Linked DNA regions of Homo sapiens: region 2 is linked to region 1. Evidence: read pairs that join two places in POLR2A ChIA-PET (ENCODE). Cell type or tissue: PC-9. All regions are shown on one strand. Each heading gives the region's core, and the rest is flanking DNA. Links, peaks and the distances in the headings are about the cores only.

The links. Peaks named below come from ENCODE experiments on the same cell type or tissue, not always from the same donor. Only the 100,000 strongest peaks of a DNase experiment are listed, where the experiment ranks them.
Region 2: POLR2A ChIA-PET joins it to region 1 with 15 read pairs; 2 of 35 experiments call an interaction of 5 or more read pairs at or near these places.

Annotation. Positions count from the first base shown.
Region 1 is chr9:130,533,423-130,549,117 of GRCh38, forward strand. No RefSeq gene overlaps it. Among named protein-coding and RNA genes, the nearest start is that of FUBP3, 38 kb to the right of the region's middle. RefSeq lists an enhancer at 11,362-11,862. In PC-9, for the core only: no CTCF peak of the experiment used is centred there; a DNase peak (open chromatin) is centred at 6,259.
Region 2 is chr9:130,662,255-130,677,949 of GRCh38, forward strand. It overlaps PRDM12 (PR/SET domain 12), which reads left to right and starts at 2,340. Exons shown (of 5, transcript NM_021619.3): 1 at 2,340-2,622; 2 at 4,354-4,544; 3 at 5,904-6,059. The coding sequence starts at 2,400. RefSeq lists enhancers at 782-1,623, 2,914-3,587, 4,341-5,540. In PC-9, for the core only: no CTCF peak of the experiment used is centred there; no DNase peak of the experiment used is centred there; H3K27me3 peaks cover 1,168 bases.

The sequences.
Region 1 (15,695 bases), core at 2,665-10,664:
TGGGGCTGGGTGGGGGTGGATGAGGGGTGCAAGAAGTTCAATGAAAGACTTGCCTTTGGTTAAAACAAATTTTTTTTTTTAAAAGAGCATCTTTCTCCCCTATCCGAGCAAGGATGGCCTTTGGGACCACCAATGCTTGTGACTACGACTTGCAGAACAGAGACCTCTCTTGGTCTCACTCCTGCGCCCAGCCTCTTGTGGCCTCACTGGCCCTGGCTGTGGTCCCTCCTGCCCCTCAGGGGTCCCTTCCCACCTCAGAACCTTCCTTTTTTTTTTTTAGACGGAGTCTTGCTCTGTCGCCCAGGCTGGAATGCAGTGGCGCCATCTCGGCTTACAGCAACCTCCACTTCCCGGGTTCAAGAGATTCTCCTGCCTCACCCTCCTGAGTACCTGGGATTACAGGCGTGTGCCACCATACACCGCTAATTTTTTTTTCATATTTTTAGTAGAAACAGGGTGGCCGGGTGCGGTGGCTCAAGCCTGTAATCCCAATACTTTGGGAGGCCGAGGCAGGCAGATCACGAGGTCAAGAGATTGAGACCATCCTGGCCAACATGGTGAAACCCCGTCTCTACTAAAAATACAAAAATTAACTGGGCGTGAAGGCGCGCGCCTGTAGTCCCAGCTACTTGGGAAGCTCAGGGAGGAGAATCACTTGAACCCAGGAGGCAGAGGCTTCAGTGAGCCGAGATCGCGCCACTGCACTCCAGCCTGGCAACAGAGCGAGACTCCACTCCGTCTCAAAAAAAAAAAAAAAAAGAAAAAGAAACAGAGTTTCATCATATTGTCCAAACTGGTCTCAAACTCCTGACCTCAAGTGATCTGCTCACTCGGCCTCCAAAAGTGCTGGGATTACAGGTGAGAGCCATTGCCTGGATGTCCCAGAACCTTCTCCCTGTTCTGTTACCCAGACTCCTCCTTTCCCTCTCTCTCTGCCCACCTGGGGCTCGGCCTCCTTCAGGGCTCAGTGTTCCGGGGCCCCTCATCCCCCTCCCCCAACAGTCTCCCCACCCATAGGGTCTCTGCCTCCAGGAGACCTCCAGACCTTCCAGCCAGCGTGAGGCCTGTTACAGGCTTGTGTGACTTCCCCTCAGAGCAGTGTCAAGGCTGTAATGAATGATGATTTCTGGGATTTTTCATTCACTGTCTATCCCCCGTGCTAACCTGGGAGCTTCTCGTTCACCTCAGTATTCTCAGCCCCTAGCAGAAGACCTAACCCATAACTGATGCTCAAAAGATACTTATTAAATCAAATGATATATAACTCAGACAGAGATGAGTACATCTGAACAAGTGGCGCCCAGGAGCTAGCACGCAGAATGGGCTTTGAAAGTGGATACAATTTCACTAAGTGAAGATGGAAGAATGGAGGTTTCCAGGGGGGAGAGCTCACCATGAACGAAGAAAGGGAAGCAGGAAAGTGTGTGTCAACTTCAGTGCCCGGAAGTGCATGCACAGCAAAAAACAAATATTTTTAACCTTTTTACAAAAAATACTGGGAGTCTCTCTCAACCTATTCTGGTCTGGGGGCTGCCCAATTCATGAATCACCAGAATAAGTAAATAAATGTATAAATAAAATACTTATGGCAGGGTGTGGTGGCTCACACCTGTAATCCCAGCACTTTGAGAGGCCGAGGCAGACAGATCACTTGAGGTCAGGAGTTTGAGACCAGCCTAGCTAACATGGGGAAACCCTATCTCTACTAAAAATACAAAACTTAGCTGGGTGGGGTGGCACATGTCTGTTATCTCAGCTACTCAGGAGGCTGAGGCAGGAGAATCACTTGAACCTGGGAGGTGAGGCCGCAGTGAGCCCAGATCATGCCACTGCATTCCAGCCTGGGCAACAGAGTGAGACTCTGTCTCAAAAAAAAAAAAAAAAAAAAAAAGACAAAAACTTACCAAACGAATGACTATTTGGAAGGGTGGATGGACGGACAAGCAGATGGGCAACAGGTTAAAGCAAAGCTCCTCCTTTTAAGGAAACAGAAACCGAGGGCTGGAGAGAAAGGGGGCTCCTGAAGATGACTGCGTTGCATTGAGGCAAAAGGAAAGCCGTTGTACCTTCAGACCATCTCTCGCCATCCACCCTGCGTGACCATTGCCTACGCCAGTCTTCCCTCCTCCCAGGACCCCTGCCCCCCACCCCCAGCATCCTCTCCAGTGCCCCCTCAAAGGTAGCTACTTTCCTGCTCATTACTTTTTACCAAACCTGGAGCCGAAGCCCTGAGTGAGCAGCTGGAGGCGGGGATGGGCCCTTTGTCCAAGCCTCAGCCCGAGGGTGGGGGTGGGGAATGAAGCTGGGGGGCTCCGTCCTCCCCGCTCTCTCTGCCATCTCCCTCGCTGACTTTTGTCCTTGGATCGCCTGCGTGATCAGAAGAGGTTTCATTCTCTGGCAACTGTGCAGCCATTAGCGAGAGGCAGACGCATTACCCTCTCACCGCACAATCGTTGGCTACTTCAGTTATTCTATTTCACCTGAAGACTTTATTTGCAGCCGAGCCTCCCCTCCGGAGCAGGGCAGGCCCCATCTGTCGGACAGTTTGCTCCAGCGTCTCCGGCCATTATGCCTCCACTTGGAGGACGGGATGGATGGCATGCGTGCAAGGGAGCAGGGGAGAGAGCGAGCTGGGGAGAGAGCGTGCGTGTCTGCCTGCCTGCACTCCCTCCCACTTGTCTCTTTATCATTCTCCCAGGGCCGAACAGAACTTGCTTTGAAGAGTGATGTCAGACGTGTACAAAACAGAGCGATAAAACCTAATGCACTCGCGCCCCTTTGTCTGCCTGATTCTCCTCCCGAACATTTCCCACTCAGAAAGCCACTTAAAACACATCAGCAGTAACTCCACAAAACAGCCACTTGTTGGCTAATTGAGCTAAGCAGCTGCCAGCAGGGCTAGGGGAGGGGTGGGGAAGGAAGCTGGAGGCCCCTCCACTCCCCCAGCCAGAGCCTGGCTCCTGGGGAGGGTGCCCGGCCCAGCCATTGCCTCCCTCCCGTACCTCTGCACCGCAAGGCTCTGCAAGGAGAGAAGACGCAGCTCTGCTCACTGGGTGGAGGGCGGGGAGGCAAGGAACTCGCGCCTGGGGGGCCGGGTTGGGGAGCCAGGTGGGCAGGATTCTCTGCCAGCTCCCTGGGAGTCACTGGCCATCTCTGGGCCTCAGTTTCCCCACCCACCCCATAAGCGGGTTGGACTGTGGCTTCTGGGGTCTCTTCCAGTTCCCAAAGGCTGCCTGTTGTTACGCACTGGGAGCTTCCGACAGACCTGGGTTCAAATCCCAGCTCTGCCTTTTGACCTGTAGCCTCAGGCTCTCTGAGTGTGTTTCCTCATCAGGAAAACGAGATACCAGCAGCGCCTGTCATGATTAGCACAAGGTGAGGTGGTGCCTGGTTAGTCCTTGGAGCCAGTCAGCACAAGACAGGGTTGCTGGGGCTCATAACAGGGCAGCCCCTGGCCCAGACTTGGAAACTAGGGTGAGCTAAGCTGAGATCAGAAAGATAAGAACCTCACCAGACTAGGGTGTGGGCACAGGCAGGGGCCAGTGAACAGCATATGTAAGAGTCCTGAGGCAGAGCTGAATTGGAGGACCAGAAAGAAGGCCAGCGTGAGTGGAGTCCCAAGGGAGGAGACAGAGAAGTGGCCAGGGCCAGGTGAGAAGGACCCAGTAGACTGTGGTAAGGAGCTTGGCTTTATCCTGAGGGCATAGGGAGCCATGGAGGGAGGGGAGCAGCCAGGTACCTTTTTTAAAGACCCTTCCTGGTTTTAGATGGAGAAGAAGCTGGTGGTCAGGGTTCAAGAGCAGAAAAGACACTCTTCCTACCCTGTTCCAACAGCCCAGCCTGGATGGCAAAAGCGACAGACCCTCCCTCAGAGGGACAAGGATGAGACGGCCGAACCAGTGCTCCTGCCCGGGCTCCACAGGCCCCTTTCCTCGCTGGCCCCACTGGAGAGGCAGGGGTTAAGCTCCATGGCCTGTCCCCTCTGTCACACATGTACCCTGCCATCTCTGGGCTCAACTGTCGCTGCGCTGTATCGGGACTCCATCAGAGAGGCTCAGGCAGCAGCTTGCAGTGTTCAGGCCGGCGGTCTCGAGGGTGGCGAGTTCTTGCACTCCTACAACAGCGCTTGAGGACGGCTCTGTCCGCTGGCCTATGCTGCAGCCTCCTCCTGCCCCTGCGGCAGAGGAGGGAGAGCCGTGGGCACAGCTAGCACTAGCACGTGTGGGTTCAGAGGTCTGAGCGGCCACTTCCCGCTTCCAGACCTCGGATGCGACGCTCATCTGCACGGTGTGGGCAGAGATAACATCCTCCCCAGAACAGCATGGAAATGTTTCAGCAGGGTGCTCGGCTTAGATAAGTGCTCGGCAAACCAGAGTTGCCATCATGATTCCCCCACGGCCCTCAATCCTCTCCTCCCTGCAAAGCGTGCATCCTTTTTTACCCCATCTTCCACCCCTCCCAATTTCCCTTTTGGCCTCATCTTGGAGGCTGTAAGTCAGGGTGAATCATTCATCAAAATATCTCACTCTTCCTCTTCCAGGGTTCCTGATATAATTACCTCCCTCTTCGGTTTTGCTCCTGATCCCTCTTCTGTTTTTTTCTGTGTGAACTTTATTTTAACCATCCTTTGTGTCTGTGAATGTTTTTTTTTTTTTTAAATCTTGCCAATGAAAATAACTTAATTGCTTTTTCTGGTTTTTAAAGTAACACACGCTCATTACCAAAAACATCCAGACAACGCAGAAAGGTAGAACGAGGGGAAAAACAGTGAGGTTGTTTTTAAGCAGCCTGCAGTAGTTTGTAGCAGGGTTGGGATAAGGAGGCCCCCTCTTTATAAAACTGGGGTGCTCCCCACCTGCCCCCAGCCCTCAGCCACCAACATCTTGCCCACTGCCTAAATGCCAGCTCAGGTTCTTGCTCCCCCAATAGGCTTCCTAGACTCCCACAGCCCAGGGCGATCTTTCTGTCCACTGACTTCAATTCTTTTCATTTCTTTTTCCTTTCTTTCTTTCCTTTTTGTACAATGGCTTGCAATCATGGCTCACTGCAGCCTCGACCTCACGGGCTCAAGCAATCTTGATCCTCCCACCTTAGCCTCCTGAGTAGCTAGAACGAAAGGTGTGTGCCACCATGCCTGGCTAATTTTTGTATTTTTTTGTGGAGACAGGGTTTTGCCATGTTACTTGGGCTGGTCTCAAACTCCTGAGCTCAAGCGATCCACCTGCCTCGGCCTCTCAAAGTGCTGACAGGCATGAACCACCATGCCCAGCAATCCTTTTCATTTCAACAAACATTTATTGAGCCTCTACTTTGAGCCAAGACACAGGATCTGGCCATCTGGATTCATCCCCTTCTGCCTGCGTTTCATTGGTTTTTCGTTATTTTTCTGCCTGGTGTGTAGACTCCTGCTCCCCCGCCTGGACTGTAAGGTCCCCACGGGCAGACCTACAGCTCTGTTTTTGTATCCCCATCCCTAGCACATATTGTTCCTGAGAGGGACCTCGCAGCTGCCTACAGGGAGGGCAGGTGCTGTGGATTGCATGTGCTGGACACCACGCCAAGCCTCTGGCACCAATGATCTTGTGTGATCCTCACCTTGACGACGGGAGGTGGGTGTTGTTATTAGCTTGACTTTTCAGGTACAGAAACTGAGTTTATACACAATTGCCCAAGGAACCACGATGGGTGAGCTGAGAGTCAAGAATTGAACCTGAGTCTCTGAGACCGAGGCTTGAGTTCTGAGCTGCTACAGGGGATTGCTTCCTTGTACAGCTCAGTAGTGGCACAGGGCGGGGGACAAATGCTCTCAGCAAGGAATGCCTGGGACAGGAAGGACAGTGTCATCGTCCTGGGCTGATGCTTGACCATGTTACTTTCTTTTTTTTTTTTTTTTTTTTTGAGACAGAGTCTCTCTCTGTCACCCAGGCTGGAGTGCAGTGACACGGTCTCGGCTCACTGCAATCTCTGCCTCCTGAGTTCAAGCGATTCTCCTGCCTCAGCCTCCCAAGTAGCTGGGATTACAGGTGCCCATCGCTACGCCCAGCTAATTTTTGTATTTTTAGTAGAGATGGAGTTTCACCATCATGGCCAGGCTGGTCTCAAACTCCTGACCTCAGGTGATCCACCCGCTTCAGCCTCCCAAAGTGCTGGGATTACAGGCATGAGTCACCGTGCCCGGCCTCTGCCAAGTTTTTTGAAGAACAAATGAATCATAAAATGCTGGTCATGTCACTTCTGGCTTAAGACTTCTCCCAGCTTGCAGGAGCAGTTTCCAATGCATTTGCTGCAAACCCTTCAAATGAAATCTTACACTGAAAATCTAAATGAACAACCAATGAAAGTGCAGCTTCCCTGAGACCTGGGGTGGGGCTGGGTGCAGAACCTGCATCATCTCGTCCGTTCCCTCCCTCTGGTTCACCTTCCTCCAGGTGCCAGTGGGGCTCTGAGGATTCCAGGGAGCTCAGTTTGAACCACTGGCCTAAAGCTCAGGTCCAAATGCTTGGTTAGAGCGTATAAGGCACACCATGGTGCCGCCAGCTGGCCAGCCCTCTCCCCTACCTCTCTGCCCTGCTCTGTGTGTACCTGCACCTTCCACTCAGAATGGCCAGTGGTTCTCCCACCACAACTGATTCACAGCTTTGGCTTGATCACAGGCTGTTGCCTCCTCTTCGGTGCTTTCCACTTACTTTCCACTGGGTTAACTCTTATGCAGCCTTTGAAACTTGGTCAAGTTCAAGACCAGCCTGGCCAACATGGTGAAACCCCATCTCCACTAAAAGTACAAAAATTAGCCAGGCGTGTGGGCGGGTACCTGTAATCCCGGCTGCTGGGGAGACTGAGGCGGGAGAATCGCTTGAAGCTGGGAGGCGGAGGTTGCAGTGAGCCAAGATTGCACCACTGCACTGCAGCCTGGGTGACAGAGTGAGACTCCATCAGAAAGAGAGAGAGAGAAAGAAAGAGGAAGAGAGAGGAAGAAGGAAGGGAGGGAGGGAGGGAGGGAGGGAGGGAGGGAAAGAGAGAGAAAAAAAGAAAGAGAGAGAGAAGGGAGGAAGGGAGGGAGGGAGGAAGGAAGGAGCGCCCATCTTCATTTGTCATGAAAAACGTGACTACTGCTCACTTCTGCAGCTAGGGTGAAACGAGGGGGCCAGGAGAGCAGGTTCTACAATTTTTCTTTAATCTGCTCCTTTAGCAAGTAAGTGTTGAGCTCCTGCAGTGTGCTTGGAGTATAAATTTGAAAAAGGCAGAAGCAGGCACCAGCCTGGGGGAACTCACAGGCTAGAGGAGAAACAGGTCATGAGTCCCCTTGTGACTGGCAAGCCCCGCATGGGGGAGCATGAAGGTGGGGCTGCTTCACAGCCTCAGGGAGCTCATTCCTGGGGAGGGGAAGTCTAGCCAAGACCTGAAGGAGGAGGATTAGCCATGCAAAGAGGAAGGGAAGGGTGTTCTGGGCACAAGGAACAGCACATGCCAAGGCTTGGAGGTAAGAGAGAGCAGATCGGTCTGGGGACGGGAAGGACCAGTGTGGCTGGAAGGAGACACCCAGCCAGGGTGATGGGGCTCAAGGCACACAGGAGGCAGCAGATGAAGGTGGGGTCAGACTTGCAGAACCCTTGGGCTGAGCCTAGGAGTTTGGAGGCCACTGAGGAGGATTATGCAAAGAAATGACCCAATCTGAAATGCACTTAGAAAAGTTTCTCTGGGCCGGGCGCGATGGTTCACGCCTGTAATCCCAGCACTTTGGGAGGCCAAGGCGGGTGGGTCATGAGGTCAGGAGTTCAAGACCAGCCTGGCCAAGATGGTGAACCCCGTCTCTACTAAAAATACAAAAATTAGCCAGGCGTGGTGGCAGGTGCCTGTAATCCCAGCTACTCAGGAGGCTGAAGCAGGAGAATTGCTTGAACCCGGGAGGCAGAGGTTGCAGTGAGCCAAGATCACACCACTGCACTCCAGCCTGGGTGACAGAGCGAGACTCCGTCTCAAAAGAAAAGAAAAAGAAAAAAATGAAAAATCTTTCTGGAGAAGCATTACCATTATAGATTAGCAGTTGAGGCCAGGTGTGTTGGCTCATGTGTGTAATCCCAGCACCTTGGGAGTCTGAGGTGAGAGGATTGCTTGAGCCCAGGAGTTCGAGACCAGCCTAGGCAATAAAGTGAAACTCCATCTCAATTAAAAAAAAAAAAAAAAAAAAAGATCAGAAGTTGAAAGTTCAGGTTCTGGCATCCCAAGGGCTTGAGTTCAAGTCCTGGTTCTGCCAGTAAGTGAATGATCTTGGGGAAATTGATCAAGTCTTCTGAGCCTCAGTTTCTCCAGCTGTAAGATGGGGACAATAATAGTCTCTACTGCCAAGAGCCGTGGGAGGAGTCAGTGAGACATTGCAGGAAGTGGATCCCTCAGAATGGCAGCTGTCAGGGGCAGGCTTTCCATCTGAGTCATTCACTGCTGTATCTCCATACCTGGAAAATGATAGAAACTCCATAAAATATGTACCCAGTGAATGCAGAAATGGTTGTTGAGTGCATGATGGATTCGAGGGGCAAACAGGGATCCCTCTTGACTCTGGAAGGCAAGAGGACAATAAATATAGCTAATTCAATAATCATGCAGGCTCAAGACACAAGGCGTTCAGCAATGTACATACATTAGTCCCCCTCAAACCCAATATCTCCCTCATTTACAAGTGAGGGCACTGAGGCTCGGAGGAGCTGGACGCATTGGCCAAAATCACCCAGCAAGAGAGCACTGAGCTTGGAATTTGTACCCAGCCCTTTGCCTCAGAAGCCTTTGAAGTAAACCACAATGCCAGGGGCCCCACCAATGCCATGCACCGCACTGGTTTTCTTGCTCTGTTGGCAGCTGCCTGTAGCTAAGGCGCCTGCAGGTGCAACATAGGTGGGGGCTGGTGGGCATAGAATTTAGTGGTCCCCAGAAAGGGCCTGGTCCCAGGGCTTTTGCATCCATCACCAGCTATTTATTGAGCACCTATGATGTGTGCCCTTTATAGCTACAAACTTGTGAGGTGGGGTGGGGGCTTGCAGGCTAGTGGAGGTGCCTGCCACCAAATTGAGAATTACTGGGGGGTGGAGGCACACGGACAGGGATAGACAGGCTGATGGCCACTGGCAGCCATGGTGATTAAAACACAACTGGAGTCCCAGCTACTCAGGAAGCTGAGACATGAGGATTCCTTGAGCCCAGGAGTTCAAGCCTGCAGTGAGCCATGATTGGGTCACTTCACTCCAGGCTGGGCAACATAGCAAGACCCCATCTCAAAAAAATAGAGTAAACTCAATAAACATTGGATGCTTCCTGTGTCCATTTCCCTCACCTGGGTCCTGCTGCACCTGCCTCACCATGGCCTCCAGGATCCTGCAGCTGGGCTCTGATTGGCTGTTCCCTGTCCCCATGCAGGTGCTATGAAAGCCTGACCTGATGGGTGGGGAAGGCTGCTTGAGGAGGTGACGGTTCAGTGATGCTCAGTGAGGGTTAAGTGGGTGGAGCGAGCGAGAGAGAGAGAGAGAGAGAGAGAGAGAGAGAGCAGGGCAGGGGAGGACCTACAGCTGCAAGGCCCAAGGCAGGAGGGAGCTGTGAGTTGGGAGAGAGAATTCGTGATGAAGCTGGAGAGGAGGTGGGGCTGGTCCACAGGGCCCTGTGGGCCATGGGGAGAGATTTGGGTTTGATCCGAGGCCAATGAGGGGTTGTATCCCAAGGTCGATGAGTCATGGAGGTTCTAAGCAAGGGAGGGGTGTGGCCTGGTGGGAGGGGCCCAAGGGGGGCAGGGAGGTAGTGGATGGCACTACCCAGGGCAGAGGTGGATGAGGATGGCACAGAGGCCAGGACGGTGGGATGGAGAGTGGTGCATAAGAGGTAACTCGGACTGGCAGGAGCCCCCTCCTCTGCATGTCCCCAGCATCGAGGCCCAGGACCTCATGCTCAGACACCATTCCTCCCAGTCCTAGTGCTCCCAGAGACCATTCTGGAGCCTGTGGCAGGTTGCTAGGCTGGGACCCCTCATCTGGCAGAGCGGGCAAGAGTGAGAGCTGCAGCCTCCAGCCCTGGCTCCCCAGAGTGCCAATTCTGAAAATGACAAACGGAGAGCCAATAAGAAGGTTGGAAAATGGGTACCTCCGTGCCTCCCTGTGTCTATTGTAGGGTTTGGAAATAGCTGAGATGAGACGAGAGCTGCTAGGAGGGGTGCCCGCTGGGCAGAGGAGAGGCCCAAAGCTGCTGCTGCTGCTGCTGCTGCTGCAGGAAGTAAGAGGAGAGACTGGAGGGGAGCGGAGGGGAGGAAAGGAACAGCAGAAGACAGAAAGGACAAATGTCAAAACGGACGCACAAAAAAGACCAGTTGTGGTGTGTGGCCTAGGATTGTGGGAGGGGTGTGTGTGTGTGTGTGTGTGTGTGTGTGTGTGTGTGTGTGTGTGTGATGCGGGCTTTGAGGAGCAATTCAAAAGCCCCTGGCCCCTGAGCCCATCTGAACACCCCCCTTCTCTCTTCACCCCACCAACCACCAAAAAAAAAGAGAGAGAGAGAGCGAGAGAGAAAGAAGGAAAACAAAATATCTACAGTTGTCGAGACAAGAGGAGAAAAATAGAGGCAAACATCCGTAATTTTCTCTGTGGGGCTTTGCGGTAATTGAGCCATTTGGATAAAAATAAAGGCAGCAGGCCCCTTAGGTAAGAAGAGCTTTTGCAATCTAAGAAGCTTGAATTATGCGTCTTGTGTCACTTGAAATCCCCCATTCTCCCCCTTCCTTGGGTGACCCAAACCACTTTCCCTTTTCTTATTATTTTTTTAAGTACCCTGTCAAAATGTCGACTGTAGAGTAGAGAATTTCAGCTGTCACAACTAATTTCAATTTTTCCACGTGCTTTCCCCCTTGGGGAGGGGGCCTGGCAGAGCCCCCTTTCCCTCCCTCTTGCATCTGCTCACTCTTTTTATTTCTCATTATTGTTATTATTTTAAAACCAGATTTACATCATCAGTGTGTTTGGGGAGTGTTTAAGGACTGTGGTTTGCTCCTGAGGAAGGCTGGGCCTGGCGCTGTTGGTTTCTGGCTCCCACCCCGCCTGCACCCCCTCCTGCACGCTCCCACCTCCACCCGCCTGAGCCCCTGGGACTCCCACCTCTCTCTTCCTGGTCCCAAGCTGCCAGCCGCCATCGACCACCCACTGGGGAAAATCCAGACTTCAAAAGAGTCTTGAGGTTCTAGGAGAGCCGTGGGAACCATGCTCATTTCCCTACCAAAGGGAAGTTCCGGGGCAGGCGAGATCCAGAGGAGCTTTTCCATCTTTTAAAAAATTGTGTAATTTGTTTGTGTAGAGACAAGGTCTCACTCTATTGCCCAGGCGGGTCCTGAACTCCTGGACTCAAATAATCCTCCCGCCTCGGCCTCCCAAAGTGCTGGGATTACAGGCGTGAGCCACCGCGCCCAGCCTCAGCTATTCTACCTTTTGCCTCATCTTTCTTGCCTCCTCAGTGCATTCATTCCATGGGCTTCAGTCCAGGGCCATCTCCTATGAGCTGGCCCTGCCAAGCTGCTGGGCACACCGAGGTGAGTAAGACACAATCCTTGCCCCTGAGGAGATGACAACCTAGTGGGCTCTAGGAGACAAAAAGGCAGGCGGACGGTGCAGAGTATCTGATGATGTGCTGGTCAGCACTGTGCAAGGACAGGGGGGCACAGGGGAGGGACGGGCCCTTCTAGCCCAGCTACTGAGAGGTCTTCTATGGTTTTTATTGTTTTTTGTTTTTTGGAGACGGAGTTTCACTCTTGTTGCCCAGGCTGGAGTGCAATGGCGCGATCTCAGCTCACTGCAACATCCGCCTCCTGAGTTCAAGCGATTAACTTTCCTCAGCCTCCAGAGTAGCTGGGATTGCAGGCACCCGCCACCATGCCCAGCTGATTTTTGTATTTTTTGTAGAGAAGGGGTTTCACCATGTTGGCCAGGCTGGTCTCGAACTCCTGACCTCAGGTGATCCACCCACCTTGGTCTCCCAAAGTGCTGGGATTACAAGCGTGAGCCACCACACCCAGCCTCTGCCATAATTTGAATGGGTCTCCTCCAAGATTCAGGTGTTGCCAATGTGGCAGTATCAGGAAGTGGGGCCATTAAGAGGTGACGAGGCCACGAGGGCTCCTCCCTTGTGAAGGGAGGTGCCCTTCTGTAAAGGGGCTTGACAGAGGAGGATCACGCCCTTTTGCCCTCCTGCCTTCTACCGTGTGAGGATGCAGCAAGAAGGCCCTCACCAAGCCAGGCGTGGTAGCTCACACCTATAGTTCCAGCACTTTGGGAGGCCGAGGCAGGAGGATCACTTGAGCCCAGGAGGTGGAGGCCGCAGTGAGCTGTGACTGCACCGTGGCACTCCAGCCTGGGTAACAGAGAGAGACCTTATCTCAAAAAAAGAAAAAAAATCTTAAAAATTAGCTGAGCATAAAGGCAGCCAACTAAATGCTTGTAGTCCCAGCTACTCAGCAGGCTGAGGCAGGAAGAACGCTTGCGCCCAGGAGTTTGAGATCAGCCGGTCCACATTCTACACAGGTCTCTCGTGTAGAGACTCTATCTCTACACAAAACAAATATTAAAAAAAAAAAAAAAAGAAGGCCTTCACCAGATGCCAGCACCAGAACTTGGACTTCTCAGCCTCCAGAACTATGGAAAGTACATTTCTATGTTTTATAAATTACCCAGTCTGAGGTATTTTGTTAGAGCTGCAGAAGCAGATGAAGATAAAGTCTTCGCCGAGGAGTGGTGCCCCAGCTTTTCACAAGCAAATGGATGCTGTCTCTACTTAAAAAATACAAAAATTAGCCGGGCATGGTAGCACACACCTGTAATCCCAGCTACTTGGGAGGCTGAGGCTGGAGAATCGCTTGAACCCAGGCAGCAGAGGTTGCAGTGAGCCAAGATCGCGCCACTGCCCTCCAGCCTGTGCAACAGAGTGAGATCCTGTCTCCAATAAAAAGGGGGGGTGGGTGGATTTGGACACAGACACACACACGGAGGCAGAAAACTGTGTGGAGATGAAGGCAGAGATCAGGATGATGCCTTCACAAGTCAAGGAATGCCAAAGATGGCCAGCAAACCACCAGAAGCTTGGGGCTTGGGGAGAGGCAGGGAACAGACTCTCCCTCACTGCCCTCAGAAGAAACCAACTCCGCCAACACCTTGATCTCAGATCCTGTAGATCTCAGAACTGCGAGACAAGAAAGCTCTGCTGTTTAAGCCCCCAGCAGGTGTACTTTATGACAGCAGCCCTAGCAAACGAACACACGTGGAGACACCAAACAGCATGTCTGAGAATTGCTGTAATTGAGCAAGGCGGGTGCATGGAGTTTGAAAGTGGCAGCAGTTGGGGTGGAGTATGTAGAATCGGGGACATTACCTGCAGGGCGGTGGAGAGTGGGGGAGGACATCCATAGAGGGATTTCTTTTTTTCTTTTCTTTTTTTTTGAGACAGAGTCTGGCTCTGTTGCCTAGCCAGGCTGGAGTGCTGTGGCGCAATCGGCTCACTGCAACCTCCACCTCCCAGGTTCAAACGATTCTCCTGCCTCAGCCTCCCGAGTAGCTGGGATTACAGGCACCTGCCACCACACCCGGGTAATTTATTGTATTTTTAGTAGAGACAGGGTTTTGCCATGTTGGCCAGGCTGGTCTCAAACTCCTGACCTCATGATCGGTCCCCCTCAGCCTCTCAAAGTGCTGGGATTACAGGCATGAGCCATCGCGCCCGGCCCATGCAGGGATTTCAAGCAGGAAAGAGATGGGATGAGATGCGCTTTGTAAAAGGCACACCCTGGTTACAGAGAAAGCAGCAGAAGGGCTGAGACACCTTTCTCCTCCCATTCCTGGCTCCCCTTCCCACTCTCTCTCCCACTCCTTCTAGCACTCTCTGGGGATGGGCCTGGCTTTACTCACCTGTGGGTTTTGGGGCCCAGGACAGGGCCTGCTCCTCATGGACCTCCTTGACCAGTTTGTTGAGTGACAAAACGGGCCCATCAGCACCTGGTTTCTCAGCTCTTTCTCCTTGGTTAACGGCCCTCATGGAGCACGCTGGTGTTCAGAAAACGGGATCAAGGACTGGAGGAGGAGCTGCGGGCAGGTGGCAGGAGCCAGAGGTACCAGCCCCTCCCCGCTGAGAAGCCACTGGATTTTTTTTTTGTTTGCTTGTTTTATTTGGTTTGTTTGATTTGAGACAGAGTCTCACTCTGTCACCCAGGCTAGAGTGCAGTGGCGCAATCTTGGCTCACTGAAACCTCTGCCTCCCGGGTTCCAGCAATTCTCCTGCCTCAGGCTCCTGAGTAGCTGGGATTACAGGCGTGCACCACCAAACCCAGCTAATTTTTGTATTTTTAGTAGAGGCGGTGTTTCACCATATTGGCCAGGTTGGTCTCGAACTCCTGACCTCAGGCCTGCTTCAGCCTCCCAAAGTGCTGGGATTACAGGTGTGAGCCACCACGCTCGGCCAGCAAGTGCTGTTTAAATGAGGAGGTGAGCGACAACACGTCCACACTGGGACAGAGGCAGAAGGAGAAGCAGTCACCTTGGGGCTGGCATCACCAAACGAGGGCTCCCATGGACAAGGTAGAGAACTGGGCCCCTGCTTCTCAGTGTACCTCCTCCTTGGTCCAAGTGGGTTCCCAGTGAGATCAGCTTGGCTGTCTCCTATTGTAGCAGGATGAGCCGTGGACAAAATCCCTCAGACACCGGGTTAAAGAAGGAAGTGGCTTTACTATGTTGCCCTGCTTTCTTCCCCTGCCCCTGCCGTCCCTGGGAGAGAGAAGGGACAGGCTTAGAAAAGGCCAGGACTCTTCTCTAGGAGTGGAGGAGTCTGACCAGTGAGTGACATTACCTGGGAGGAGTCAGGCTGGGTCACTCCTGTGTCCCCAGTGTCTGCCATAAAACCACACTGCGAATGGTCCAATTGCCATCTGCCAGGCCCTGCCCCCAGGGCTCTGTATGGATTCTCACAGCAGCACTGTGTGATAGGTACTTTATTGTCCGCATTTTACAGAAGGGAAAACTGTGGCACAGAGCGGTCACCTGACCTGCCCAAAATCCCACTGCTGGTAAGAGGCAGAGTTGAGGACACAACCCAGGAAGTTTGGATCTGACCTCCTCACTCTGAAAACATACATGCTGCCCCCATGAGGGCCCCAATGGGCATTCAATACCTATTTATCCAATTCAGCACTCACTTCCAGAGAGGCAGCGTAGCCCAGTGGTTAAGGGCATGCTCTCCGGAGTCAGAGAGCCTGAAGCTGAACTCCAGAACTACCCCCTCCCAGCTGGGCCACTGAACTTCTCCAAGCCTCAGTTTCCTCACCTGCAAAATCGAAATATTAAGTTGGTGCAAAAGTAATTCTGGGTTTTGTCATTACTTGTAATACTAATGGTTGGCCAGGTGCAGTGGCTCATGCCTGTAATCCCAGCACTTTGGGAGGCCGAGGTGGGCAGATCAGTTGAGCTCAGGAGTTCAAGACCAGCTTGAGCAACATGGCGAAGCACCGTCTGTACAAAAAATACAAAAATTAGCTGGTCATGATGGCACGCATCTGTAGTCCCAGCTACTCAGGAGGCTGAGGCAGGAGAATCAATTGTTTGGGCCTGGGAAGAGGAGGTTGCAGTGAACCAAGATCGTGCCATCACACTCCAGCCAGGTCAACAGGAGTGAAGCCCTGTCTCAAAGAAAAAAGA
Region 2 (15,695 bases), core at 3,037-11,036, 130 kb after region 1:
AGCGCTTGGCTCCTGGCAGCGCTCCCCGACGTCGTCTCCCTCGCTCCTAGCACTTTGTCCTCTCCACCTAGGTCTTCCCAGAAGCCAAGAAGTAGGCCCCGGTGAGGCTCCCCTGCAGGAGCCATCGGACTCCATACGCCCCCTCAGACTCGAGCTCTGGCCAGGGAGCCGATGCGACCCACAAGCTGCGTCGAAAAATGAGTGGAGGGTTCGGCGACCCTAACCCACCTCCCTCCTCAGCAGCGCTGCCCTCTGCTGGCGCCCTGCCCAACGGTCCTGCCTTCTGCCAGGTGTGCCCTTCCTTGGGCTCCAGCCTCGGGCGGACCCGGACGCAGGGTCTGAAGGCCAGCTACCGCCGCCTTCCTCCCTTTGCGTCCCAACGGGGACGGGGGATGCCGGAGACTACTGGCAGGAACTGGGGACCAGGGGTCTGGAGTCTGGACGCCAGGTGTGAGACCCTCTTAGCCAAGGCGCGTCCGGGTGGTGGAGGGGCGTCTATGCCAACAGGCGTTTGGACAGGGTCTCGCTCATGGGAGGTCAGCTCGCTGTTCTTCCACCCAAGTCCTCCGCGCTGAGGAGAAGGTCTAGGGAGTCCACACAGTCCAGCGGAGACTAATCCGTGAGCCTGACCCACGCCGAGAGGGTCCAGGCACCTCTGTTAGCGGCATCTGAAATTGTAGGCTGGTGATGGGAGCCAGAAGTGCGGCAGGTGGGGTGAGCTCCCTCACCCAGCATGTCAGGGCCTGGGGTCCGAGGCTTGAGGCTGACACTGGGGAGCCGCGAAGCCTGCAGGAAGCGGGGCCTTCCGCTGGGCTCAGCAGCTACCTGCTTCGGGAGAGGGGATCGCTGGGCTCCGAGGTGCCTCGAAACCGCCGCAAAGCAAGTCTGCTCCTGGGATGATGGGCAGGAGGAATAGAGGAGAGGAAGGGAAAGAAGAGAGAGGCAGAGGAGAAAGAAAGAACTAGGAGGCAAGAAGGAAGGGGCGCCGCAACGCCACCGGCTTCCCGAGGTTGCAGCTCAGCAAGGAGCCGGAAAGCCGGGCCGCAAGCCGAACCCGCACTGAGGCCTCTCGCGGAGCTGCCTGCAGTTTCTGAGGGACTTCGCTCTCAGGCACGCCTGCTCCCACCTAGGAAGGGTCTCGGGACCCCTTTCAATCCCCCTATATCCCGTAGGAAATTCTTTTCCCAGAGACAGGCTGCCAGGGCGATTCCTGTCCGCCCATCTCGACCCCCGACCTGGCCCCGCAAGGGCCGGGAGCCTGGCCTTCCATGAAGCTGTCTCAGGCCGGGACCAGCCCCAGCCCCGACGGCCGCTGCGGCCCCGCCTCGGCAGCCCCGTGAGCCCGCGGAGGAGTTTCGCACCCGACCGTGCACAGCGACCGAGTTGGCGCGGCCCGTATGAAGCGAAGCGCCGGCTTCAGCAGCGCAGTCTGAGCAGGGGATCCGCGTGGCAACTAGGGCTGCGCGCGAGCTCGGGGCGACTGTGGCGGCCCGGGGAGTGCAGGGCCGGAGAGGGAAGAGGACGCGGGCTCTGGCCGGGGAGGGAGAGCGGTGCAGGGCTGGGCCGGCCAGCCGGGGCAGCAAAGTAAAGGTGAACGCCGGGCTGGGCCAGGCCGGTGAACATAGATCAGGCCTGAGGGGAGCGCGGGGCCCGAAGCCAGGCGTCCCCTCTTGTCTAGCCTGGTCCCTGGAGTCCTAGAGAGCCTCGCCGCACCCCCTCCCCTTCTCCGTCCCCTCCTCTCCTCAGAGCCGGCTGAGCCTCCCTCCCTGCCCTGCGCTTCCCACGGGGAGAGAAGGAAAAACAGGAGGGGGGAGGAAGGACCAGGAAGGGGAGAGAGGAGTGGAGGGGTACTGTTTGGAGCGGTCCGCGCGCCCCCGCCCCTCGCGCTCTCGCGACGAAGGCTCCTCGAGCCCAGCCGGGTACAACAAGTCTGTCCTCCGACGTCAGGGGGTCATTAATAACCAATTAGGAGGGTCACTGCGGCTCCTATAAAGGCGCTGAGATTTTGCCAAGGGGAAGACGGCCCCGGCCGAGTGTGCGAGAGGCTAGCGCGCGCCTGAGCCCCTTGCTGCCGCTTCCCTGCAACCACCCGCCTCTCACCCACCCTGCACCCCCCGCACCCGCCTCCGCCTCCACCCGCGTCTCTCCACCCTCCGCGCCGCCTTTGCCATCTCTACAGATTTCACCATCTCTCTTCCCCTCTCCCCCTCGTTCGCTTTCCTCCCAGTCGCCCCCTCACCTCCCGCTCCCTCCTGCGTCCTCCTCCTCTCCGTCCTCCCCCTGCTCTGGTTCCTTCTCCATCGCAGCGCTCTCCTCTCGCCCCTTGGGCTCCCCTCTCGCCCGCCCACCTCCCCCGTCGGCCCGGCCGTCCCCCGGCGCCGGGGAGCTCCGGGCCGCCCATGATGGGCTCCGTGCTCCCGGCTGAGGCCCTGGTGCTCAAGACCGGGCTGAAGGCGCCGGGACTGGCGCTGGCCGAGGTTATCACCTCCGACATCCTGCACAGCTTCCTGTACGGCCGCTGGCGCAACGTGCTCGGGGAGCAGCTCTTCGAGGACAAGAGCCACCACGCCAGCCCCAAGACAGCCTTCACCGCCGAGGTGCTGGCGCAGTCCTTCTCCGGCGGTGAGTCCAGCCGTCGGAGCCCGGCGCAATCCCTCCTCCCGGCGACCCCCATTCCCGTCCTGGCGATGCGCGAGACGCGGCTGGGATACCCGGCCTCGCTGCTACTCGCGCCAACCTGGGCTCTCCCGGCGCTCGGTGCACCTCAGTTTCCCCATGGGCCAAACCAGGACGCGAGCCACCAAGCAGCTCCGCAGCCCACCCGGCTCAAGGACCGACCCCGGCGACCCCGTCGCTCGGCCCCGACGCCCCCGCCGGCCCCTCCCTTCCCCTCCTGCGCTTGAGCTGGCGGGTTCCCGGCATTTACAGCCTTACTAGGCGTGTAATAGCAGTTGACTCAAAAAGAAGGGGTTTTAAATTCATTTAGTTAACTTGGGCTTGACCCACGAAAGTTCCCACTTAAACCAAGAACTTTAAAAGGCAGCCGGGGCTGGGGAGGGGGTGGAGGGAGGGCGGGCGGGGAGAAAAAGCCGCGGGGAGAGCGAGGGAGAGAAAGAGAGAGCGAGAAAAGTTTCTTTTCTTTAAGATGTCTCAAGTTCTTATTCCTCATTCATCAACCCGCAAACAATATCTTTCCCTGGCTCTGGCATCTCTGCGCGTCGCCCTCTTTTCCCCCTTTACGATTTCTGTTCCTCTCTTAATTTACCGTGAAGACTAATTCCACTTCCATTCACGCTATGTCAACCATCTAATCCCCCTTTTTTGTAAGGGGAATTCCTCGGCCCCTTTTAAACAAGTCCCCTCCGCATTGAGCTACAATTTACTGCTACAGCATTCTTCCAGGGCTAATGAATTTAGAATTAGCAATTTCTTTCGAATGGAGCCGAATGAATGCGATCACTTTAACAGCGTGACAAATTGCCCGCCGCGCCGCAATGGACACCGTTTAACCCCCCCCTTTCAGCCGGCCCGCTCGCCGGGTATTTTCCCAGGTAGCTTAGAGGGGAACCTTGTAAGACATGGAGGCCGCCCTTGTGCGCCTCGCCGCTTCCAGCCCTGCCGCAGATGCCCGACAGGGGAACCCTCGGGGAGCTGGGGGCCGCCGCGGCTCCTCCCCGCCCAGAGAGATGACATCGGGGTTTGTCTGAGCCCGGGCGCCGCCCTCCCTGGCACCCCAGGGCCTGGGAGCAGAGAGGGACTCGGGCGCGCCCGGGGTCACACAGCGAGCGCAGAGCCTGGCCAGCTGCTGCCGGTGCTTCTTTGGCACCTCCAACACCTGCCAGCCCGAGGTCTGTCCCCAGCGCTGATCACGGCCCGGCTCCTCTGCCAGTGCCCAGAGCCTGGACACACAGTGGGCTCCCGGAAGCCGACTAGGCGAAAGAGTCTCCGGTTGGCCTTCACCTCCTTGCAGGACCTGGCCTCAGTTTCCCTGTGCATAAAACCGCTCGCTGCCGTTGGCTCATTAATTCTTAAACTTATCCGGGGCAGAGGATGGAAGAAGTTGCGAATGCTTTGAGAATTCGCGGAGAGACTAAAAACCCACTTCTAAAAATGATCCCCAACGCACCACTCGCTTTCCAGGGCACGGAGGGTCTCCAGGTTGCAAACAGAGGAGAGGTCGTTGAGCCTCCGCACATCCGACTTCCTCCACACCCGGGTGGCTTCTCTGGATTTGGGGCCGACTTGGGTTTGGCTGGTCTGGGCAGGACCGAAGCCGGGGTCCCGGCGGGGAAGGAAGGGCCGGGCCTCGGCTGCCTCGGGCTCTGACCGGTTTTCCTGGCCCCGCCGCCGCAGAAGTGCAGAAGCTGTCCAGCCTGGTGCTGCCTGCGGAGGTGATCATCGCTCAGAGCTCCATCCCTGGCGAGGGCCTCGGCATCTTCTCCAAGACGTGGATCAAGGCGGGAACCGAGATGGGCCCCTTCACCGGCCGCGTGATCGCCCCGGAGCACGTGGACATCTGCAAGAACAACAACCTCATGTGGGAGGTACGCGCGGGCTGGGGCAGAGGGGCGCAAGGGCCGGCGAGGGGCGCTGGTCGCGGGTAGGACTCGGGCGTCCGGCCGTCGCCGCTTCCACCCGGGCTGAGAGCGGCGGACACTCCTGGCCTGGACGCCCCCTGAGCCGGGACTCTAAGCCGCCCGAGCCTGGAGCTCACCCCGCCTCTAGGCTCCTCCCAACCCGTGCCGAAAATCCGACCCTCCTTCCCCCGGACACCCTGGCAGAGCAAGACTGTGGTTGGCTCCACTTGGCAGATGAGGGCACTGAGACCCAGAGCAGTCAGGTCGCTTGCCCAGGGTCCCCACGCGCCATCCCTCCAGGCCTCTTCCCAGCCACTTACATTCTTTCCCTGGCCCCGGAAGCAGCCTGGGAAGCCCCTCAAGGCCAGTCCTGGGCTGGGGGTGAGGTGGGGCTGGAAAGGAGAATGCCTGGTGAAAGCAGAATGACATTCACGATGACTGTGGCTGAGGTGGCATTGAGTCAGCTTCTGTGTCCCCAGCCTGCAGTCACGGATGACCTCAGTAGCCCATGCCTTACTGTTCCCTTTTCACGGAGGCTCCAAGAGGCTTCCATCCTAGGCCTTTCCACCCATCACAGTGCCAGTGCCAGGGAGGGCCACCCCTGTGCTTCTTCCTAACTTTGCAGAACGGGAAACCCACTGAGGCCAGACTGGTGCACACCCTTCCTAAACTCATTCCCTCGCCCGCTCCCCCACTCCAGCTCCCCCCGGCGGACCCTGGAGAAGCCCAACTTGATAGAACTGCGGGATGGCCCAGAGGCCTCTCTTGACCTCATCTCCCTCCTCTGGAGGGCTGGACCACTAACCACCTTCTCCAGTTGCTGGGTCAGGAAGTTGGGGTCCAGTTTGACCTCTGAGTGGCCTTGGCAGCTCCCGTGAAGGGGTTTAGGCCAAGCTGGAGTGCCACAGTGACCCAGCCCTCCCTCCCTGGACTCCAGGATCCTCCCTCTCTGAGGCCTGGCTGATGTTCCCAGTGCCATGGGGAGCACCTCTGCATCCCTTGAGAGAGCTCAGGGCCACTTTGTCTGGGCAGTGATCCCTTGGAGACCCTCTTCTTCTGGGGGTAGGGAGGACACGGCAACAGGAGCGTGTATCATGGTCAGCCCATAGAGCCCTGGAGACTGATCCCCTGTGGGCCACTTCCAGCCGGCTAGCTTCAGGCAAGTCCCTGCACCTCTCCAGCCTTCCTTTCTTCAGTGGGAAAATGAAGCTTTATCCACTTCCTGGGGCTGTTGTGAGGATGGAGAGTGTGTGTGTGGATGTGCCTGGAAGATGGTACACATGGCATAGCCCTGCCTTACCTGGTCCTTGATCCATCTGTGCCCAGGTGTTCAATGAGGATGGCACGGTGCGCTACTTCATCGATGCCAGCCAGGAGGACCACCGGAGCTGGATGACCTACATCAAGTGTGCACGTAACGAACAGGAGCAGAACCTGGAGGTGGTCCAGATCGGCACCAGCATCTTCTACAAGGCCATTGAGGTGTGTGTGTGTGTGTGCACTGTTGTGTAGGGACCAGCCGGTAAACCCGGCGGGGGGAGGTGTGCAGGGCAGCGGTGTCCAGGAACCACAGTGGACAGAGGGGAGCTGACACTGGCCTCGCTGGCTCTGCGCAGGCCATGGGGCTGTGGCAGACAGGTGGGTCTCCAGACATCCCGCTGTCCAGGTGTGTGACCTCCATGGGAAGCTTTCTGCTGCAGATCAGAAATGATGGAGCTCTCAACTTGACGGCATTGGGAATGTCACGAGCATCTCCATAGTGAGGTCCCCAGATGTTGGCTGACAGTTTCCTGAGGTTCAGGGGTCACAGAGACACAGAGAAGCAAGATGGGGAGAGGCGGCCCAGGGAATGCGTTGGGGTGGGAGAGAGGGCGTGTGTCTGCAGCCGTTTAGCTGTCTGATGGCCCTCATTCTGCATGCATGGGCACCAGTGGCTTACGGCTCATGACTCCAGACTCAGCGATGGCTCCCCGTGTGTCAGGCTTCTCCCAGATGCTGGATATGCAGTATGGTATTTAATCCCCACGGGGCCCCAGGAGGAGGATTCTGTGATTATTTACAGTTTACTGACCAGAAAACCAGGTCTCCCTCGGTGGCAGCAGACTTGGGGGTTTTGCCGGCCATCTGGGGGGAGTGTTAGCACTAATAGCTGCGCTTCCTGAGCCTTCTCAGAGGAGACAGACAGGGCCAGGTAACAGCCTGAACACGGTGGCTTATGCCTGTAATCCCAGCACTTTGGGAGGCTGAGGTGAGTGAATTGCCGAGGCGGGCAGATCACAAGGTCAGGAGATCGAGACCATCCTGGCTAACATGGTGAAACCCCGTCTCTACTAAAAATACAAAAAATTAGCCGGGCATGGTGGCAGGCGCCTGTAGTCCCAGCTACTCGGGAAGCTGAGGCAGGAGAATGGCGTGAACCCGGAAGGCGGAGCTTGCAGTGAGCCGAGATCACGCCACTGCACTCCAGCCTGGGCGACAGAGCGAGACTGCATCTCAAAAATAAATAAATAAATAAATAAAAATAAAAATACAAATACAAAAATTAGTGGGGCGTGGTGGCAGACGCCTGTAATCTCAGCTACTCAGGAGGCTGAGGCATGAGAATTGCTTGAACCAGGGAGGCAGAGGTTGCAGTGAGCCGAGATAGTGTCACTGCACTCCAGCCTGGGTGACACAGTGAGACTCCATCTCAAAAAAAAAAAGGCTTGGCACAGTGGCTCAAGCCTGTAATCCCAGCATTTTGGGAGGCCGAGGTGGGCAGATCACGAGGCCAGGAGATCGAGACCATCCTGGCTAACATGGTGAAACCCCGTCTCTACTAAAAAATACAAAAAATTAGCCGGGTGTGGTTGCGGGTGCCTGTAGTCCCAGCTACTCGGGAGGCTGAGGCAGGAGAATGGCGTGAACCCGGGAGGCGGAGCTTGCAGTGAGCCGAGATGGCACCACTGTACTCCAGCCTGGGTGACAGAGTGAGACTCCATCTCAAAAAAAAAAAAAAAAAAAAAAGGTAACCGGTAAATATCACTTCCTGTGGTGTGGCAGGGGTGAGGCTGAGCCAGGAAGGTTCAGAGGAGGGTGGGAAGAGGAGGGTGGGAAGAGGAGGGCTTCCTGGTAGGGCAGTGCCTGGTGGCAGAAAAGATCCAGGTATCTGGCCAGTGGCTGAGGGTGCAAACCAAGCAGAGACGTGGTTGCCAGGGCAGGCCCACACTGGGACCCTCCCTGGACAGTGTCCTTTGGCGGGAAATCTGGCCCAGGAGTAGAGGGAAGCTACCCACAGGCTGCTGGGGGTAGGCTGGTAGCAAGTGCTGTGCAGAGGCAGTCAGGTGCTTCCCACCCCACTTCTCTGCTCCCCTTGGGGTTGGGCTAGGGCTTGGTGGAGATTTTTGGGTGTTCTGGAGGAGCAGAGAGTGACCGACCTTTAGTCCATGTTCCATTTTCTCCCCAGGACTCAGACCTTGAAGCTCTTTCTAAGACCCCTGGGGGTGCCAGGGCCTAGTAGCTTCTCGGATGGGTTCCTTTGGTTGTCCCTGAATAACAACACCCCAGAGACTCTCCCAGAGGTGACAGCAGGGGGCCTAGCCTGGGTCCCAGCTGAGGGGGGTGGTGCTTGGAGGAGCAGGAGGTGGAGGATAAGAAAAAACTGAGCGGTTCCTGAATTGGGTTTGAAGTGAGGTAAGACGGCCGTGGGGCAGGGTGCAGAGAGCACTGAAGGTAGCCCAGGCCCAGGACAGAGGTGGCTCCTTGACCATCTGGCTGGGCCACCACATCCTAAAATTGGCTTCCAGTGTAGCTGAACCCCACATATAACAGAATGCACCCTCCCAGATCCTCACCCCACCACCCTCTGTCACACACATCTTCGCCTTCATACGCTCTTTCCCAGCCATCCTGATACAGATGTGATGGAGGGCTCCAACCCATCCCCTCACCAACCCCACACGCACACACATACCCACACATGTGAACACAAGAGACAGACCAGAAACGCCTACATCATTTTGGCAAGAGGGCTCCAGGCTGAGGCAGATGTGGGGGCCTGAGTCTCATCTCGCTGTGCAGGTCACACTGGCTAGAAGCCAAACAAAGTCAGGAAACATGAATAGACACTTAGAAATTCAGTCCGAAGGCAAGGAGGCTGAAGAATATCTTCAGGGAAGCATTTGAGTTTATAGGATTAGGAAAAATGGTCATCTACATTTGATCATGAATTTAAGTTGAAAAAAGAGGATCAGGCAGGGCATGGTGGCTCACGCCTGTAATCCCAGCATTTTCAGAGGATGAAGTGGATGAATCACCTGAGGTCAGGAGTTCAAGACCAGCCTGGCCAACATGGTGAAACCCCGTCTCTACTAAAAATACAAAAATTAGCCAGTCATGGTGGCGGGTGTCTGTAATCCCAGCTACTCCAGAGGCTGAGGCAGGAGAATTGCCTGAACCCAGGAGGCGGAGGTTGTAGTGAACTATCAGCAGCATTGCACTCCAGCCTGGGTGACAAAGTGAGACTCCGTCTCAACAACAACAACAACAAAAAAAGAGGATCAGGACACACACACACACACACACACACACACACACACACACACACACTGTATCACATATGTGATATAGACAGATCCACCAATTTGGCTATCAGTGCTTTTACAGAGTTAGCAAGCCTTCTAAGAAGGGGCTGTCTGCGTGAATGACAAGGAAATAAAATGCCACCCATTTTACTTTTAAAGTGGATACATTTTTTTGTGGTGGCAGATTTCTCAAACCATTTTGTCACAATGTCAGATTCCACTTACCAGATAAATTGTGTGTCTGGGTGTATGTGGCCACCCTCAAGATGAGGCCGAGGCCCAGAGCTCATGCAGCCCTTCTGGGCTAGACTGGAAGATACTGCTGTTCCCCAGGCCAATCCCTGGATGACTTGGGAATCAATTGGCTGTTTATTCTCTGCGTGTGGGTGAGTTAGCCAAGGAGAAGGACCTCTGCTGTGATGTTTTCTTAAACTTTCTGCCACTCAGAACTGCCACTCATAGTTCATAACGGTAACCCATTACTTACCAAAAATAGGAAGGAACATCTTTATTCAATAAGCAGAATATACTATTGCTGCTCTAAAACTTTCCATAAATACAGAATAGCAGCCTTCTCAACAGAGACGAAGGCAACGGGGCTTTAGAGCCCAGGCGGTCAGTGGAGGTTCCGCAGCAGGGCGTGCATCTGGCTGGATCCACTGATGTGGCCCCTGGGGAACCTCCTGGCTTACTCCAGTCACAGAATTTACTATAACTTCAGGTGCCTAAAATGACAGTTCTAGAAAGTGCCTAGCACATAGTAAGTGGCCACTAAATGTTGAAGGAATAAAAGGGTCTTAGCAACTTTTTTATTATTATTTTTTTTGAGATGGAGTCTTACTCTGTCATCTAGGCTGGAGTGCAATGGTGCAATCTTGGCTCACTGCAACCCCTGCCTCCCAGATTCAAGCAATTCTCCTGCCTCCCAAGCAGCTGAGATTACAGGTGTGTGCCACCACGCCTGGCTAATTTTTGTATTTTTAGTAGATTTCCCCATGTTGGCCAGGCTGGTCTCAGACTCCTGACCTCAAGCGATCTGCCCGCCTCGGCCTCCCAAAGTGCTGGGATTACAGGCGTGAGCCACTGCACCTGGCCAGCAACTATTAAAAAATAGAATCTGCTCAGCCCTCGGGGTGCTGCTCTCTGTTACTATCCTCATTTTTATGACGGCGAAACTGAAATGTTACGGAGATTACGGGAAGTTGCTGAGCTGCGATGGGAACCTAGGCCCATCTGAGCCCTGAGCTGGAGTGCTGAGTCACCATGCCATGTGGCCTCCCTGGCCAATATCTATTTGCTGGAACTCTATTAATTGGTGTGTCGGGACATCTGTGGTACAATGGAAATTGATGTTTGTCCAGATGACATTGAGATCCTTTTACACTGGGGTTTCAGACCCTGTGGAGAAGGGGAGGGTATTTGCAGTCTCCTGGGAGCATGTTCAGTGGCAGGATGTGAATTTACAGCAGGAGAACAAACCAAAAATTCTGTCATTTCCAATTTATAATAAAAATTCAGAAAGTGGGGAAGGACAGATCTTCTGGGCTGATAGGGCCCAGAGAAGCACGTTGACAGGGCATGTCCATTTGTCAAAAGAGACTCGGGCGCTGGTATTCCAGAGTTTTACTGATGTGGATTTTGTGGTACAGGACTCAGTTCCTTTGGGAATTGCTTTGTTTGTTTTGTGTCCTGAGCCTATCCCTGCTCCCCAGAAAAGTGAATGACCAGCTGATCCTGCTTCTCCAAGCCCCAGCAGAGAGTCCCAGCCAGCCAGGCCAGGCCTGAGTCTCAGCAGTAAAGAGTGCTGCCGAGGGGGCCTAGAGGGCACGGTGGCTGTTCTTTGCATCCAGGCGGTCAGCTGGCGGGACCCCGGGAGCCTCTGCACAGTGATCCCAGGGTTCCAGGGAAGAAGCTGCAGGTTCCTGGGTTTCCCGGGCTTGATAGTAGAAGTTTGTTGATGGCGGGTGCCTGGGAGCAGGCAGACACCAGAAGCCTGGGCACGGGGCACAGAAGGGCTGAGAGAGACTCCCAGTTCCCAGCTTCTGGGCAGTTGGGGCTGCTGGCTTACAGCTGTCTGGAAATATGTGTCATTCTCAATTCCAGCAGCCTCTTTTTTTTTTCTTTTGGAGACAATCTTGCTCTGTCTCTGAGGCTGGAGTGCTCAGCTCACTGCAACCTCCACCTCCTGGGTTCAGGTGATTAAACAATTCTCGTGCCTCAGCCACCTGAATAGATGGGAGTACAGGCATGTGCCACCACTCACGGCTAATTTTTTTTTTTTTTTTTTTTTTTTTTGAGACAGAGTTTCACTCTTGTTGCCCAGGCTGGAGTGCAATGATGCCATCTTGGCTCACCGCAACCTCTGCCTCCTGGATTCAAGCGATTCTCCTGCCTCAGCCTCCTGCGTAGCTGGGATTACAGGCATGCGCCAGCACTCCCGGCTAATTTTGTATTTTAAGTAGACACAGGGTTTCTCCATGTTGGCCAGGCTGGTCTCGAACTCCCAACCTCAGGTGATTCGCCCACCTTGGCCTCCCAAAGTGCTGGGATTACAGGCCTGAGCCACCGAGCCTGGCTATTATTTTTTCTTTTTGTTTTTCTTTTCTTTCTTTCTTTCTTTTTTTTTTTTTTTTTTTTTTGAGACAGAGTCTTGCTCTGTCTCCCAGGCTGGAGTGCAATGGCGCCATCTCAGCCTACTGCAACCTCTGCCTCCCAGGTTCAAGAGATTCTCCTGCCTCAGCCTCCCAAATAGCTGGGACTACAGGTACATGCCACCATACCCAGCTAATTTTTGTATTTTTAGTAGAGACAGGGTTTCACTATGTTAGCTAGGCTGATCTCAAACTCCTGACCTCGTTATCTGCCCACCTCGGCCCCCCAAAGTGCTGGGATTACAGGCGTGAGCCACTGCGCCCGGCCCAATTTTTGTATTTTTAGTAGAAACAGGGTTTCACCATGTTGGCCAGGCTGGTCTTGAACCCCTGGCCTCAAGTGATCTACCCACCTCGGCCTCTCAAAATGCTGGGATTACAGGTGAGAGCCACCACACCCAAACTGTAGGCTCTTCTTAACTGATTTTCTTGCTTTTAAAAGATAATTTGTGTGTGTGTGTGTGTGTGTGTGTGTGTGTGTGTGTGTGTATAGAAGTAATATGTGCTCATTATTTTTTAAAAAGTCAGAGGCATGATGTAGATGGCATCATGCTACTCTCCATGAACTGTAAGTCAGCATTTTAAAATAGTCTCGAAATGGCAAACGCTTCTGGGGAAAGACAAGCAGCAAACCAGCGACAGTGGCTGGCATCCAGAGTGGCAGAGAGTGACTGCTCATTTCATACCATGTTATATGTTTATACAATGCGGTCCATATGTCTGCATCGCTGTTTTAATTTTTAAATTCATTAGTAAAATTAATTTTAGTACATTAAAAGCGTTCTTAGTAAATAAATGACTCACCCTTATACTGCAATAGTCACCATCAGAGTTCTTATTTTATTTATTTTTTGAGATGGAGTTTCACTTTGTTGGTCGGACAGTAGGGCAGTGGCATGATCTCAGCTCACTGCAACCTCCGCCTCCCAAGTTCAGGCGATTCTCCTGCCTCAGCCTCCTGAGCAGGTGGGATTACAGGTGCCCACCACCACGCCTGGCTAATTTTTGTATTTTTGGTAGAGACGGGGTTTCACCATGTTGGCCAGGCTGGTCTCAAACTCCTGACCTCAAGTGATCTGCCCGCCTCGGCCTCCCAAAGTGCTGGGATTACAGGCATGAGCCACTGCACCCAGCCTACTGTTACTGTATTTATATTTAATAATAGTTGTTTTCAATTAAAATTAAAAGGCCGGTGTTGGCTTAGTATTTGATGACCCCCAGGCCTGGAGCCTGGAGGTGGAGTTCAGCTGGGGGCTTGCTGAGCCTCCCATCTCATCCCACATCTGTGCTGGAGGAGTTGGTTTCCCTTCTGGGGGAGATGGGGCTGGGAATTGCGGGTACCTGCATGAGGCTGGTGTCCTCGGAGCATTCGGGCCCAGCCTGTGCTCTTGCTGGACACTGAAGACAGAACCTCAGTCACCCTGGGCTTCCACCGAACCAGCGGCCTCTGCAGCTCTGCTGGCTCAGTGAGCACTCCTGCAGGGACCTGGATGCGCCAGAAACCGCTGCCAGCTTCTCTGAGAGGTTGGCGAGCTCCAGGAAAAACAATCACTGGCGCTTCCATGTCTCGATTATGCAAAGAGCTTTATGCATATGCTCCACTGCACCCCAAACACCACTCAGTGAGGCCATGGCAATGTGAGGAAACAGGCCCCACGACGTGAGGCGACTTGCCCGAGGTGACTTGCTCAGCAGATGGGGAGCCCTAGTGGATCCCAACATGTCTGACTCCAGACTGAGCAGGAACCCCCTGTGGGGTGTGTTCAGTGGTCTGGGGGAGGGTGCTGATTGCTTTGGAAGAACCATGACATCAACGTGTCCGGTTTCATCCAAGACTGGAAACCAAGGGTCAGGACAATGTTGGAGGTGACTTACAACCAGAGTCTTAGAGTTGGGGGGAAACTCAGGGACCGTGTTCCCTCCCTGACCCCCTCATTTGAGGAACACAGAAAGGCAGAGTGACTTGCCTAAGGTCACACATGGACCTGGTGACAGAGGGCTCATCTGCACCATCTCATAGACAGACTTCCTTCACAATTAATTTATGTTAAATATTTCAATTCCATTATCTGCTTTTCTGGGAGGTTCACAAAACCTCTTCCTTCCACCCCAGTGAGGTCTGGAAAAAAAGTAGAATTTTTAAAAATGTAAAAAACAAAAAAAAAGCTGGGCGCGGTGGCTCACACCTGTAATCCCAGCAATTTGGGAGACCGAGGCGGGCGGATCACGAGATCAGGAGATCGAGACCATCCTGGCTAACACGGTGAAACCCCGTCTCTACTAAAAATACAAAAAATTAGCCGGGCGTGGGTGTGGTGGCGGGCACCTGTAGTCCCAGCTACTCAGGAGGCTGAGGCAGGAGAATGGCGTGAACCCAGGAGGTGGAGCTTGCAGTGAGCCAAGATCGCGCCACTGCACTCCAGCCTGGGCGACAGCGCGAGACTCCGTCTCAAAAAAAAACAAAAAAGAAAAACAAAAAAAACCACGCAAATCAGAACCTCTTTCTTCTCTGCCCCTTTCCAGCAGGGGCCTCCAGCTCTGACCTGCTGGCCTCCTGGACAGTGGCCATTACTGTGAATGAGCAGAGAGGTCACCAGGGATCTCGCTGTGGTGCCACATTCTAATCTGTCCACTTTCTTGGAGGCACCGTCTAACTTCCTGTGGCTTCTGGGACTGCGATTCATGTTTCCACATTGGCTTCTCGTCATTTACTAACCCTAAGGCTCGCCATGATGCCCCGTGAACCATGGGGGCATGTGGAAATGGATGTGGTGACTCTAGGCTGAGTCTCAGGAGGATGGCTGTCACCTAAGCCCCCTCACACTCTCCTGTTCCCACCCCTTTTCTTTCGACCTCCCCTTCTTCTTCTTTTTTTTTTCCTTGAGACAGGGTCTTGCTCTGTCACCCAGACTGGAGTGGTCACCCAGGCTGGAGTGTAGTGGTGCAATCTCGGCTTACTGCAACCTCTGCCTCCTGGGTTCAAGCAGTTCTGCCTCAGCCTCCCAAGTAGCTGGGACTACAGGCATGCGCCACCGCGCCTGGCTAATTTTTCTATTTTTTTGTAGAGACAGGGTTTTGCTATGTTGCCCAGGCTAGTCTCAAACTCCTGGCCTCAAGTAATCCACCCGCCTCAGCCTCCCAAAGTGCTAGGATTACAGGCATGAGCCACCACGCCCGACCTCCACTTTCCCTTCTTTTCAGGGGTGAGCAGAGCTTGCTGCAATGGTCTGAGGGTCTTCCAGGCTCTGACCAGAGGAAGGAAGACGTAGTGAACGCCAGAGTTCTGAGTGTGGGCTCTGCAGGCTGAACCAAGCAGACACAGAGGGGGCCCTGTCTCTGACCACAGAAGCCAACGCGGGGTCCTGGCCTGGTTTCAGACACCTCTAGATGGAATCCCATGCGATCTTTTGTGCTTCAACTAAAAAAGGACCTGCCAGGAAAACAAACCAGCTGTTGCCTGGGGGTGTCTGGGTTTCTCTGGGCACATCGGATAGTGGCCCCCAGGGGAAGGTGCCAAGGCCAGCACTTCTGGAGTCCAGGCCTTGGGAGAGTGATAGGATGTCCCTTCTCTCATACGCCCTGCCTGGCTAGGGCCTGGAGCTTCCCCACTTGGGAGGGGTAACTGGCTTCCATAAGAGGCCTGGCAGGCAGGCCCCTTGGGATGTCCCGGAGTGTGTGGCATTTATGATCAGTGCCACCCCAGAAGCAGGCCCCTTACGCCTCCCTGGATCATCACTGCAAAACCCTCTGACCAACATCCTTTGCCATGAGCCTGGGGCAGGTCCTCCCCGAGAGCATCAGAGCCCCAACATCATTTGCGGGGTTCTCTGTCATTGACCTAGGACGCGGTGAACTGGACTCTGTGTAAGGCAGTGTACCCCAATGTTTCCTGGGGTGGAGGTGTT